Regions from separate parts of the Homo sapiens genome. Here regions 1, 3, 4 and 5 are each linked to region 2. A link is a contact called in ENCODE Hi-C data. All regions are on one chromosome and are shown on one strand. The core of a region is the stretch at or near the end of the contact, and the rest is flanking DNA. Distances in the headings are between cores, read along the strand shown.

The links. Hi-C counts contacts between places; a loop is a spot of excess contacts on that map. Pooled maps may share reads with other maps.
Region 1: a map of B cell shows a loop between it and region 2 (12-fold over the local background). The contact joins the promoter of SYAP1 here to the promoter of EIF1AX in region 2. A Hi-C loop is called at or near these places in 2 of 168 maps with a recorded cell type or tissue (B cell and sigmoid colon) and 13 of 50 pooled maps.
Region 3: a map of CD8-positive, alpha-beta T cell shows a loop between it and region 2 (22-fold over the local background). The contact joins the promoter of RBBP7 here to the promoter of EIF1AX in region 2. A Hi-C loop is called at or near these places in 1 of 168 maps with a recorded cell type or tissue (CD8-positive, alpha-beta T cell), 1 of 37 single-sample maps with no recorded cell type and 11 of 50 pooled maps.
Region 4: a loop to region 2 is called in a map of ascending aorta, with 6 times the contacts of the local background. The contact joins the promoter of AP1S2 here to the promoter of EIF1AX in region 2. A Hi-C loop is called at or near these places in 1 of 168 maps with a recorded cell type or tissue (ascending aorta), 1 of 37 single-sample maps with no recorded cell type and 10 of 50 pooled maps.
Region 5: a map with no recorded cell type shows a loop between it and region 2 (11-fold over the local background). The contact joins the promoter of PRDX4 here to the promoter of EIF1AX in region 2. A Hi-C loop is called at or near these places in 2 of 37 single-sample maps with no recorded cell type and 8 of 50 pooled maps.

Annotation. Positions count from the first base shown.
Region 1 is chrX:16,718,304-16,721,003 of GRCh38, reverse strand. SYAP1 (synapse associated protein 1) reads right to left here and starts at 1,392. Exons shown (of 9, transcript NM_032796.4): 1 at 1,105-1,392. The coding sequence starts at 1,279. RefSeq lists an enhancer at 1,523-1,582.
Region 2 is chrX:20,140,513-20,143,212 of GRCh38, reverse strand. It overlaps EIF1AX (eukaryotic translation initiation factor 1A X-linked), which reads left to right and starts at 1,375. Exons shown (of 7, transcript NM_001412.4): 1 at 1,375-1,588. The coding sequence starts at 1,573. RefSeq lists enhancers at 1,264-1,313, 1,374-1,643, 1,974-2,133.
Region 3 is chrX:16,869,076-16,871,775 of GRCh38, reverse strand. It overlaps RBBP7 (RB binding protein 7, chromatin remodeling factor), which reads left to right and starts at 1,414. Exons shown (of 12, transcript NM_002893.4): 1 at 1,414-1,738; 2 at 2,556-2,700. The coding sequence starts at 1,723. RefSeq lists enhancers at 720-1,398, 2,408-2,497 and silencers at 1,138-1,447, 1,778-1,827, 1,848-2,187.
Region 4 is chrX:15,853,363-15,856,062 of GRCh38, reverse strand. AP1S2 (adaptor related protein complex 1 subunit sigma 2) reads left to right here and starts at 1,250. Exons shown (of 6, transcript NM_001272071.2): 1 at 1,250-1,375. RefSeq lists silencers at 834-943, 1,034-1,313, 1,534-1,823 and an enhancer at 612-1,216.
Region 5 is chrX:23,666,172-23,668,871 of GRCh38, reverse strand. PRDX4 (peroxiredoxin 4) reads right to left here and starts at 1,379. Exons shown (of 7, transcript NM_006406.2): 1 at 1,061-1,379. The coding sequence starts at 1,301. RefSeq lists silencers at 917-1,046, 1,397-1,576 and an enhancer at 1,326-1,620.

The DNA.
Region 1 (2,700 bases), core at 143-2,642, 3.4 Mb after region 2:
TCTTGCTCTGTCACCCAGGCTGGAGTGCAGTGGTGCGATCTCAGCTCACTGCAACTTCCACCTCCCCAGTTCAAGCGATTCTCCTGCCTCAGCCTCCTGAGTAGCTGGGATTACAGGTGCCCGCCACCACGCCCGGCTATTTTTTGTATTTTTAGTAGAGACGGGGTTACATCGTGTTGGCCAGGCTGGTCTCGAACTGCTGACCTCATGATCCGCCCACCTCAGCCTCTCAAAGTGCTGGGATTACAGGCCTGAGCCACCATATCCGGCCTCAAAGATGCTTTCTGTGATCACTGAAGCCCACCATGGTCTCTCCAGAAATGAGAATTACTACAGCATGTGTTTACTCCACGTCTATTATCACCTGTCCCCCAACCCCTGTAGACTGTAAACTTGGAAAGAGCACGGGCTTTAAAATGAGAAAGATCGAAGCTCAAATTCCACTTCTACCACTCACTATCAGTATAACTTTGGCCCAATAACTCTGGGCTTGTTCCCCCAACTCACTGGGGGTGTTTAACAGATGAAATGGGATATCTTTCATAAAACATCTAGTACTGCAACTTGCGTATAGCAGACAGTTGGCATTTTCTCTCCCTCCTTAAGGAAAAAGGTCTCTGTACCTAAAAAGCATTTGACCGGGGCAGACATTGACATTCAGTAACTGTCAGTTTACTTCAGACAACACGTTCTGACCTAGGGGCAAAAAATTATTTTTTCAACCAATTCAAGCTCGCCAACTATCCCCGATCTGGGGGGTGTAAATGAAGGTTTTCGAGTTGAACAAAAAAGATTCCTTGTCAAACCTGAAGACGTCGGGTCACACTGCTTGACTGCATACCTGATTCCAATGTCTGCAAACTTTGTAGACTTGTCACCAGGAACTTCAGGGACAGGACCTGACTGCTAGATGAAGCTCTGGCCTCGTCCAGATCCTCACCAATCTCTCCCGACCCGGAGAGGACTGACCGACAGACACATCTTCCTCCCCTGCCTCCCACCTCGGCCCCCTCATCCCCCAGCCAGTCGGGCCCGCGCCCCAGGGCCGTCCCAGAGGAGGAATGCGCCCCCCCCTTCCCGGTCCCAGAGCCAGGGTAGACTCACTGCCGAAGTCTTTGGCCTGGTGGAGGAGCTCCTGGTCTCCCGCTTGCTGCAGCTCCTCCTCCGCAGACTCAGCCACCGTCTCGGACGGCTGCTCGGGTGGAGCATCTCCATTGGGCTGCCCACCGCCTGCCACCGGCTGCTGCAAGCCCAACCAACTGCTCAAGCCCCGGAACATCCCGCTCGCGGGCCGCCGCCGCGGTCCCGATCCCCAGAGACCGCAGCGAGCACTGGTTGCCTTTGACTCCACTCTGCGCGACTCCCAGGGAGATGTCCGGAAGTCGGAGGAACACCGCAGCCGCCGCAGCCCCGCCTCTATGACGACTCCGCCGCGGCCGCGCAAGCGTCACTTCCGTCCAAAGGCTCCGCCCCTGGTGACGTCAGTTGTGACAACTGTTTTGTGCGCGTGGATAGGGGACAAAGAGCTTTCCCAGCGTAGCCCTGCCTTCCCTCTTTTCCTCATTCGCCAGCTTTGTAGGTGACTGACCTAGTAGGCATGTGGACGGTGTCTTTGTCACAGTCCTAGCCAGTCCCATTTTAAGATTGCCTCTAGGCAGCTTGGCTGGTGACTTAGTCTCGCCTTTTCAGGTCCCGCAGGGCTGCGTTCCCGCAGAATTGGATGTCTTTAGCCTCCTCCTGAGCCCAATTCAAAACTAACCCAAAGCCGCCAAGCCCAACAGGGAATAAGAGGACAGAATAAGGTGTTAAACAACACAATGGGATGCTGTCAGCAGAATCTAGACTATGAGAAGCCACAGGACAGACAACCTTGTTTCTTCAAATAAATTGCAAGGAAGAGAGGAGTGTGGTGGGGAACCTATAGATTAAAAAAGACTTAAGAGATGTAACACATGGCCCCTTGTGCATTTTATTAGGATCCTAATTCAGCAAACACATTGAAAAAAATAGTATGATACTTATTATAAGAACTGGAAATTTGGACACTGGGTAGTTGATAAAATTAAGGAATTGTGAAATTACAAAATTTTAATTGTGGTAAAATACACAAAATTTACCATCTTAATATGATTTACCATCTTAACCGTTTCTAAGTGTACAATTCAGTACTGTTAAGTACATTTACATTGTTGAGCAATCAATCTTCAGAACTCTTCATCTTGCAATTAAAAGAATGAAAAATAGTCCGAGTGCGGTGGCTCACGCCTGTAATCCCAGCACTTTGGAAGGCCGAGGCGGGAGGATCACAAGGTCAGGAGTTCGAGACCATCCTGGCTAACACGGTGAAACCCCGTCTCTACTGAAAATAGAAAAAAATTAGCCGGGCGTGGTGGCGGGCGCCTGTAGTCCCAGCTACTAGGGAGGCTGAGGCAGGAGAATGGCGTGAACTCGGGAGGCAGAGGTTGCAGAGTCCATTCTCAAAAAAAAAAAAAAAAGAAAAAAGAAAAATAGAACTTCATCTTGCAAAACTGAAACTACCTATGAAACAACTCCCCATTCCTGTCCTTGTCATCCCCCTCCTCCCCCCATTCTACTTCTTGTCTCTATGGATCTGACTAGATACCTTAATATAAGTGGAATCATTCAGTATTTGTCTGTAACTGGCTTCTTTCACTTAGTATAATGTCCTCAAGGCTGTGT
Region 2 (2,700 bases), core at 126-2,625:
CACACTAATGACCTCATTTCAATTTAATCACGTCTTTGAAGAACTTATGTCCAAATACAGTCACATTGAGTTACTGGGGATTAGAACGTGAACATACGAATTTTGGGGGGGACACAATTCAGCCCATTAACATTGAGCTTAAGTCTTTTCTCCCCTCCCTCCCTTCCTTTCTGTGTGTATTGAACACCTATTATGTGCCAGACATTCAGCTAAGTGGGGGTAATGGTAAGCAACAAACATGGTCTCTGCCCGGTAAGGTTTACAGTGAGGTAGGACAGACAGACTTAAAGAGTAATAACAAGTGCCATGCAAATATTATGCTTTGGTAATGGATGCCAGGAAAGCCTTGCCCTTCCCATCAGGCTCCCAACCCGGCTGGGCGAGTGAAAGGACTGCGTTATGAGCTAACCGGCTGGGCACGGTGGCTGACGCCTGTAATCCCAGCACTTTGGGAGGCCGAGGTGGGCGCGAGTTGAGGTCACGAGTTCGAGACCAGCCTGGCCAACATGGTGAAACCCCGTCTCAACTAAAAGTACTAAAATTACCTGGGCATGGTGGCACATGCCTGTAATCCCAGCTACTCGGGAGGCTGAGGCAGGAGAATCGCTTGAGCCCGGGAGGCGGAGGTTGTAGTGAGCCGTGATCGCGCCACTGCACTCCAGCCTGGGCGATAGAGCAAGACTCCATCTTAATAAAAAAATTAAAATATTGGCCGGGCGCGGTGGCTCACGCCTGTAATCCCAGCACTTTGGGAGGCCGAGACGGATGGATCACGTGGTCAGGAGTTCAAGACCAGCCTAGCCAAGATGCTGAAACCCCGTCTCTACTAAAAACACAAAAATTAGACGGGCGTGGCGGCACGTGCCTGTAATCCCGGCTACTCCGGAGGCCGAGGCAGGAGAATCGCTTGAACCCGGGCGGCAGAGGTTGCAGTGAGCCGAGATCGCGCCACTGCACTCCAGCCTGGGCGACTCTAGAGCAAGACTCCGTCTCAAAAAATAAAATAAAAATAAAAATATACATATTTTTTAAAAACTGAGCTAACCACGAGGTTAACGAGTCAGCCACTTGTGAAACCGGGAGACGCGCGTTTGCTACAAAGCAGCAGAGGTCTGGTCTTAACCAGCAGCAAGCGCCACCTCAACCCGCCCTTTTCTATGACGCAGAGTCTCTCCCCCTCCCTCCCTGACTCCGCCTTTTCCCTGCTTGAGGCCCTGCCCCTCGCGTCCTCTCTGGCTTGCTGCGCACCCTCCCACAACGCGTCTCCCTCGGCTCTAACAATAGGAGTCAGTCGGCCACGCCTGCGTCATAAAGCCTGGGGGCGGGCCCAGCCGGCGACGGGAGGCGGGGAAAAGCGACGCAAAGAGTCGCGGCGCCATTTGCTGCCGCCGAGCGTGGACGCAGGCGGATCTCTGAAGAGCTGGGTCGCCAGCCTCTCCCGCGCACGTTGCCTGGCCTCCAGCACCTACTTGGTCCCGCGCGCTCCCTCGTGTCGCCCCTCGGAGCAGCAGCCGCCGCGGTCGCCGCTACCCGGAAAGAAGTCAGAGACGCCGCGAGGTCGCCGCCACCGCCATGCCCAAGAATAAAGGTAATGCCGCCCGGACCCCCGGACCACGGCTCTGCTCGGCCGGGTCTCCCAGGTCCTGCCCGTAGATTGCAGGTCACCCAGGCCGCAGTGACCCTTTTTCCTTCCCGCCCTGCCTGCCCGCGGCTGGGCGCCCCACACGCGACTCTGAGCTCGGGAGAGGAGCTGGGAAGTTAACTCCTGTTGCCCAGTTTGGTCACATTGGGGTGGAGCCGGCGCCATTTTTGTAGGGCCTCCTGCGGGAGAATGTGGGCTTTTGCTCCTGATTCGCGCCAGACTGACCGCTGCTCGGTGGGGACGGTGGCGGGAACCTTCCCCGGGGCGGCCTAGGTTTAGTAGATAGGCCCCTTTGGCCTTCCCGGGCATGAGGGGTTATAATCCCTGGAAGCCGTTCTGAACTTTCAGAGTGCTGTCTGCATTCGTGAGCACCAGGTACTCCTGCATGGGTTTCTTTATGGACAGTTCAGTATTGTTGAGGCTACTCGCTGTCCCTTGTGAACAGTGGGTGAAACCTTGATACATTTCTAAGGCTCACCTCTAGAGATTTACTCTCTCCATCCCTTTACAGGATATAGCTTATGTTTGTTTGCTGAAGACTTATTCCATATTGAGCCAAGTTTTCTACTTTTGCTTCAGATGATGCATATGTTGTGAGAATAAAGACCTAATTTAAGTGTCCTCCATTCTGAGGCTAAGCGTTCACAAATGATCAGACTTGAGGATAACTTTATTTGGGATTTCCAAAACGGAAGGCCTAATCTTAAAAAAAAAAAAACAAAAACAAAAAACAGAACACTCCTAAAGAAATTACTTTTATAGATTTACAGTGTTCCTGTCATTTTTAATAGCCGTATAACTTGAAGAAAATTGTGCAAGTAAATATAGGGAAAATACTGTATTTTCCTACAGGAGAGGAGCATACTTCATAGTCCGTAAGTAGTCTCCTTTGATTATTCATTCTAGAGGAAACCCTCCCCTGACACAGGCCTACTTCTGCTCTCTTTTCTACTTGACAGCTGGCTCCAGGGATTCTACCACATTTCCTCTTTGTAGCTGTCACTTATTACTTTATCCCTTAGGGTACTTGGTCGAGGTGTTCTGTGCACAAGTTGGTG
Region 3 (2,700 bases), core at 165-2,664, 3.3 Mb after region 2:
TAAACACCCTTCCAACTCTCTTCCCTCTCTAGCCACCCCCTCAGCCTTAGGCACTAACAAGATTCCTTGACCCAGAATGGGGGGAGGGCGTTATAATAATGAACGGTATTGTATCGGAAACAACACAGTAAATATCTACAGAAGGGAATGTGACTGGTTCTGCCACTGACTAACGTCTGGGTTTGCGTCCCGGTCAGAAAAGTGGGCATGACAGCGGCATCTGCAAGATAGCATCTGAGCATGAAGGCACTTGGAAAGGTATCAAGGCAGCAAATGTTCCGGGGGTGCTTTTGCAAGAGGAGCCTCTCCCGGAGCTGGACGTACACTTCGGTTCCCTTTGCACGCAGGCACCTTGGTCGCCTCCCCCAACTCCGTCCCCTCTGCTCCTGGCCCTCATTTTCTTCTATTTCCCTTTTGGCCTTGCAGCCAGCTTTCTCCTCCCCCGACACACTCCTCAGGGGCTATGAAGTTCCTGAGCAGAGCAGGGCTCAGGTAAGCAGGCCCAGGGTAGTTCAGCCCTGCTCTCTCCAGCTCCGCCAGCTTGGGGTGGGGTCGCGCTGGGACCCCTGCAGGTGACAAAAATGACTCAGCAGGGGCCGGGGCTGGGATGAGAAAGGAACGCCAGTGCAGGGACAAAATCCCCTGAAGCGCGAAGAGGCCGCAAACCATCATCTTAAGGACCCAAACATCGAACAAATTAAAATGTAACAGTGTAAATCGGCTTCGGCCCGCCGGCGGCCTGTGCCGCCACAGGCTGCACATTTAGCCTAACAGGGCGGCCCGGCGGCTTTTGCAGGCAGAAAACGCCCGCGGCCTCTCCAAAAGCTCTCCTCCGTCTGAGACCAGCCCCACCTCGGCCCGACCGGGCCCCAGGAAAGGCCAGTCGGCTGGAGGAGAACATTTCAGGGGTGCAGAGAATTGCATGTCCGTGATTATCAGGGAGACTTTGAAGGCACAGTAATCTCTCGAGAACAGGAACCATTTTCCCCTCTTGCTCTGAGATTTTGCTTGGCTAAGCGGCGGCAGCCTCCCTGCCCCCCTCTCACCCCCACCACCGCTGCCGCTACAAGCAACCACGCCCCGCGGGCCCCAAGGCTCGCCGCCCCGGGGCTCGCGGCCCCCACTCAGCCGGCCAGCCGCGCCTCCATCAGCCCCGCCCTCGCGCGCCCCCATCCGCCCCGCCCCCTCGGGCCCTCATCCGCCCCGCCCCCGCGCGCCCCATCCGCCTCCGCGGCCGGCCCTGGGAGCGCCGGGCGAGCCCTCGCGCCTGCGCATCGCCAACTTCCTGCCGCGGCACGCTCCGCCCACCCCCAGAAGCCCGCCTCCGAACGCCGCGTGAAACCCGCCCGCCGCGCGTCATTGGTCTCGGCGCCGGAGCCGTTGGCTCCCAGACCCGCCTCTCCGCCTCCTCTCACTTTTCCCAGGGCGGATGCGCCTGCGCTCAGCTGCCTGGGCGGGCTGGGAGGCGCGGGTTGAAAAGTCTCGTTCCAAGTTTGGAGAGAGAGAGAAGAGCGCCTCAGACCTCGGTACCCGCGAGCGGGGAGGAGGCAGGAAAGAAGGACGCGGCGTCTGGGGAGCACCCAGGCAGCAAGACGGGGCCCGGGCTTTCGACAGTGGGGAGTGTGACGCGCTTGGGAAAGGCAGGAGCGCCAGCGGTCGGGCTGCTCTTGGCTAACGAGAGGAGTCCGAGGCGGCGGCGAGGGGCGAACGACCCGACGCAAGATGGCGAGTAAAGAGAGTAAGAGGCCCTGCGGGGCGGCGCGCGCCGGGGCCGCGGGGGGCGGCGGGCGCGCGAGGCCGCGGCACGCGCCGGCGAAAGGCGCGAATTGGCGTGCGGAGCAGGGGGCGGGGCCGGGCGCGAGACTGGGCGCGCGCCTCGAGGGGCCTGCGCGGGACGGGACCGCCGCGCCGAGGGCTCCGAGCACTTCCGGAGCCGGGCGCGGGGCCGAGGGCTGGGCCCCCCTCTTCCCTTCCCTCCTCCAGCGGCTGCGCTCCCTCCGGCGCCCTCGGCCCCGGGGCGGAGGCGGCCCCCGCCGCTGGGAAGCGAGCGCCGCGGCTCTTTCTACGCGCGCGCGCGCGTTGACCGCCTCGGGGTCGCGGCCCTTGTCCGGGGGTTGCTGGGGTCCTCAGGCCTATGGCTGCCGAGGCGGGCGTCGTGGGAGCTGGGGCCTCCCCTGATGGGGATTGGAGAGACCAGGCCTGTGGGCTTCTGCTACACGTGCATTTGTCTTCCCGACTGGGTCGCGCAGCCCCTGTACGTACAGGTCGTCATCTTAGAACAGGTGCGAACAGCTGTAACAGGGTAAACAATTTCCATGTCCGTGTAATTGACTACCCAACATGGTGTACGCAGGGGGTATTGATCTCAATGGAAAAAATAGGCTTCCTGATTGTTAGTATTTTCTCCACCTTCTGGAAGAGCAGTTAGTTGTCCGTGTCCAAATTAGAGGTAAAAGGAAAGAGTACATGAGGTGTGGCCATCTTGAGGTGACCTCCAATTTCTGACTTTGATCTATCTCAGCCACTTAATCGTGTGGGCTTTCTCCAAATTTCAGTGTTTGAAGATACTGTGGAGGAGCGTGTCATCAATGAAGAATATAAAATCTGGAAGAAGAATACACCGTTTCTATATGACCTGGTTATGACCCATGCTCTTCAGTGGCCCAGTCTTACCGTTCAGTGGCTTCCTGAAGTGACTAA
Region 4 (2,700 bases), core at 1-2,500, 4.3 Mb after region 2:
CTTTGTAAGAACCTAGGTGACTCGGGTAATGAATAGCATTTCGATATGGGAAACCCGTGGCTCTTCAAGGAAGGTCACCTAATCCCGTGGGACTCCCCTTTCCTTATCTGTAAATGACTAGATGATTCATCCATTCTATCATTCAGAAAATTATGAACATCCATTATGCCCAGGCATTACGCTCAGCATTACAGCTCTTAACAAATTTATCATTTTATAGTCTTTATCAGTCAACTCACATTTATTAGTTGTTATATACCAGGCTGTGAACTAGATTGAGATGCAAAATGAATACAATTTAAGGTGTGCTAAATAAAGGCTAACGGGCATGTGGGTGAAAGAGGGAATCGCTCTTACAGGGTTTTAGGGTGAGGCTTCATAGATGTGACATTTGGGAGCAAGGACATGCCAGGCACAGCAAGTCGTCGGCAGTGCTAAACTGGAACCCAGGCGGCTGGTGGGGCGACCCAGTGTGAAGGAAGCGGGATCTCGAAGGTGAGGTGCTGTCCGGGCTTTTCAGCCGAACGGACGGTAACTCATCCAGTCCGCAGCACCGAGGATGGGCGAGGCGAGCCCAGGGAACAGACTCCCGCGAAGCTCGGGGCGGAAGGTGTCTGGGCTAGGGCTGGAGCAGTGCAATGGGAAGGAGAGGGCGGATTCCGGACAATTTTGAGGCAGAATGATAGCAAAAGGCCCGTGAATGCGTGACGAGCTCCACAGAAGAGCTGACTTGTTTTTCCAGAGTTGCAGCACTCCCTCGTCTCCTCCCACCCTCCTCGTCAGCCGTCACACTTCACACTTCCTCTCTGGGGACACAGAGAATCATTAGAGCTCGAACGTGGCTCTTCGCTGTCCGGAACTTCCCTGCCCCGCACCACCCGCTAGGCTAAGGACGCTGCAGAATCCCGTCCTCCTATCATTAAACAAGCAGGACAGCCGCCCGCGCGCGTCCCGGAGGCACCTGCAAGAGCGCGCGGGCGCGCGGGCGCTCGGGCCCGGCAAACGCCGCTTCCGGGTCACGTGGCCCGGCTTCCGGTTCGCACCTCCCCTCAGCGAAGAAACCTCCAATCGGCTGCCTTGGACTCAGCGGTTACCCGCGCTGCCTCCGGTGCCGCTGGCGACCGCTGAGCCGCTTCCCGCGCGTCGCCTAGCCCGCCCCTCAGCTCGCCGCAGCCCCGGCTCCTCCCTCGTCCGGCCCCCGGGGCGGGGTCTGTCAGCTTGCCCTCCCCTCTCCGCCTAAGCCTGCCCTATGCCAGCCGGGTGTCCTCCCCACAGCACCACGGCTTCTCTTCCTCAGCACGGCGACAGGGGCTTCCCCTTCGCCGCCGCCGCCGCCGCCGGCCAAGCTCCGCCGCGCCCGCGGCCCGCGGCCGCCGTAAGTCCCTGGGGGCGAAAGGGGGCGCCGGGGATGGGGGAGAGGGGGAGGGAGGACTGGGCGCGCCCCCCGCCACCCCGCGCGCGCCCCGACGACCCCACCCCGAGCCTGCCCGGCCCGCCACTGGGTCGCCGCGCCCGCAACTCACTTCTCTCCGTGTCCGCGCCCTCCGCACCACTCCGCGCCGCGCCCGGGGATGTGGGGGCCAGTCCCGGGCTCCGCGACAGCCTCGCGGCACCTGTGGTTCGGGAATCGCCTCAAGTTTTGCGGGGCGCTTTCGGGAGGGGCCGGGGGCGGTGGCGGCCGAGGACTCTTGGCGCCCCCTGCGCGGCGGCGGATGCCATTGTCTGCTCCGCTCCTTGCCTGTCACCTCTCCCGGGCTTGGTCAGTGATGGAGTGTGGCCACGGGAGTGGGGGGGAGGCACCGGCGACGGCCGGACCCGAGGAACGCTGGCCCCGAGCCCGCGCCGCGGCTGAGCCCATTGTTTTTAATGCCAGTCTCGAGGAATTGTGGTGCCCTGTGATTTGCGGCAAAATCAAAGCGTTGGTTTTTAACACGAGGGAAGGAATACTCGTGCTTTGCAACCGGGTTTCGTCCCATGTTAGGACATAATTTATTTTAAGGAGAATACATTGTTTTTTCGTCCTGCAAAGTGGTAGGGCGGATACAGGACCCTGCTCCAGACAGCCTTGAGCCCATACTCTTCGCAGGCAAACCCTCACCCTTTCTGGTCACCAAGATCTAGGAATACGAGGTCCATTCTTTTCCAAGTTCTGGTAACGGGTTTGCAGTAAATGCCCAGTTGATGCTTCACTTCCTGCCCCCTTCGAATGCCGCTATCTTCAGGACTTGCACGGGAGGCACTTTGGTATCACCTAATAATGTCCTTATATTTTGTTCCCCTGACGCATTTTAAGTGAGGTAATAAGACCATTTTAACTTTACTAAAGTTGAATTGCCACGTCATACATTTCTAGATATCTTGTTGATACCTTTTTGGGTGGTTACAAAAAGCGACGATAATTTCTTACCGAAATTTAGGGCCCATTTTTATTCTACATTGGTTCTGTAAATTTCCCCTCCCCGTGTTCAAATTCAAGATGGTGTGGTGAATCTTGAGAATCATGCTTGAATCTTATTTGCAGTAACGCTGTTAAAGGAACTTAACAGTGATTAAAAGAAAAAAGGATACCTATGTGAATTCTGCCTTTAAATTACCTTTGTAGAAACAATACTTCTGTTTGCAGTTGAGATGACCAATTGGATTACAAAAAGCTTGGCGTTAAAAATGAAACATGCAGACTAATCAACACATTTGCAGATC
Region 5 (2,700 bases), core at 130-2,629, 3.5 Mb before region 2:
ACTGTAAATGTTTAAGAGGACAAAACAGTTTTTCTCATTTATCACTCCCAACCAACCCATCCTAAGTCATAACAACATTCCATTTAACTCTAGGGATTCAGAATTTGAAGCATTACTTTTTTCACTGAATACTGGCATGGAACATGCTGTAACTGAACCATAAAAACCAACTACACACCTACAGAATGTCAAATGATCTGCAGGAAAAGCAGGTTACTGAATAGCAAGCAAGAGACAGCCTTTATCTATAGCCACTGTTCACTTTTGGTTAATTTTAACATCCAGATGTAGCAGGCTACAACTTTCACAGTATCTACTTCGTCTGACGTGTCATTCCTGAAAGTGGCCATTAGCTTTGTACACTGGACAGAAATGCAAATAATCAAAAACCAAATTGGCAGGACACAAATTTGCCACGAGGTTTATCATCAACCCAAATGCATACTTCTAACCTTTTCCCCCATTTCCCTCAAAAGTACACTCTGTAATAGGTTCTTCATGTCTGAGAAACATAAGGAATATCCATTAACTACACAGGCTTTGGGGAAGGTGGCTTTCAGTAATAATCTTTGTAAGATGCAAACAAAAAGGAAGAAAGAAAAATGAAATGTTTGACCTCCCGAGCACTGTGTTTAGCAACTTTTCTGTTTAATCAAACTTTTTGTGAATCATTATTCAACCTATCAATGTCTTCCTTCGCTGAAATAGTACCTGAAAAAGACAGGATGTGCTGAAGGCACTTTGAGATGTTTCAGGAACTGTTTCAGTTTGCCCAACATCCTCGATGCAAACTCGGGACTAGGGCCACCCACTTTCCCTCAGCTGCGGCTTTTGGGGTAACCACTACCTCTTCTAAAATCTGATCAGTGGAAACCATACCTTTCTTCACAGCTAGAACTCCCCTTTATTCCCCTCCCCGCCCTCCTAGGTGAGAACCAGGCCCGCCCAGGGCCCGGAGGCAGCCCAGGGGGTGCCGCCCAAGCCCAGATTCCGGGGGTGTAACCGGGGTACACGTGTCTCCGGAATCTCCCCTCCCACCCTTTGGCGGGACACCACCTACTCTTCGCTTTGCTTAGGTGCAGGGAGTGGTCGGCGACCGATACCCGGGATGCCTCTCCCGGGTACACTTGTCCACCCGCGTAGAAGTGGCACTCCTCTTCGCGAGTCCGGGGCCTCTCCTCTGTCTCCCAGCCCTGCACAGCTCCAGCCGGCAGCAGGAACAGCAGTAGCGGCAGCAGAAGCAGCCTTCGGTGGCGGCCGTGGTCCGGAGTTGTCGCGGCTAGCAGCGGCAGCGCCTCCATGACCACGCGAGCGCAGAAACACGTCCCTTGGCGCGAGCGCCGCTTCTGCCGCCGCCGGGCAGCTACAACCGCGTGCACGACGCCCGCGCGAACCGGGGCGCGGCCTCGCGAGACCAGCTCCTCCCCCTACCCCCCCTATCTGCTCCCCGCCCCGCCACGTGGGCGCCGGCCGCACCTCCCCCATCCCAAGCCTGCATTTGCGCCTGCGTCCCGCGGCTGACCAGGACCGGGAGCGTTGCCCAACTCTGTGAAGGCAGCGACAAGGTCTCCTGACCTCCGCGCTGTTTTAGACATCTTTCCACGTCCATCTCTTCCACAAAGCCTCACCACTGCACACAAGCCCCTCACAAGCGGAATCTAACCTATATGCTTGTGAATGGCTTGCATTTTATACTTCTAATAAGCTTTTTAAAAAGTCACTTAACGTTTTTAAAAATTATATTTACTTGACAAATCATAATTGTATACATTCGTGGGATGCAATGTGATTTTTTGAAATATGTATCCAATGTGGGATGATTACATCACATTAACTTATCCATCGCCTTGTTTACCTATGACTTTTATGGTGAGACATTTCAAATTTACTCTTATTCATTTTGAAATATACATTATTATTGACTGTATTTACCCTGCTGCTTACCAGAGGTTGGGAAGTAGGGAAGGCGAGGCGAGAGGGAAGGAATGGGGAGTTAGTTGTTGGTCAGAGGTTACCAAGTTCCAGATAGACAGGAATAAGTTTCAAGATCTAATAGACATTTACTAATTTTTTTTCTTGAAGTGATTTGTGTGAACGGGGCCATGATCTGCACTACTTGCAGCTCTTTTAAGTCCTGGAAAAACTTAGGGAGGGTAGGTCTAACCATTTACTTTCCTCCAGCATGCAAGGGCGTACAGGCAGTTTTTAGTGACCTAATCTATTGTTTCAAAGACAGCTTTTTTTTTTTTTAATTTAAATGAAGACTTGAAAAGTTACCAGAAAACTCTCCCAGCAGTGTTGTTCCTTTTTCTGACAATTACCCCATCACCCAACCCCTGGCCTTTTCCCTGCCCTCCCCACCCATCTCCCCGCCGTGGGCACCGCCCCGCTTGCCGCTGCAACCTGCCGTGTGCGTCTGCGCACTGGGGGCAGGCCCAGGCCACCGAGCGTCCACCAACTGGACTAAGACCACCTTGTGTCGTCACTTGTGACCGATCTTCTGCACTCCCACCCTCAGCACTGTTTTAGACCCTGTTCATCCTTCTGGGCCCATCTTGTACACAAAACTTCGCAGGTGACTGGCCTCGCGCCCTCAGCACTGTTGTAGGCCTTCTCATCCTTCACACCTATTTCTTCCACAAAGCTTCGCCCATGGCTGTCTTCCCACCATTGAAGTGCCAACGACCCTCGCCGCCAGCA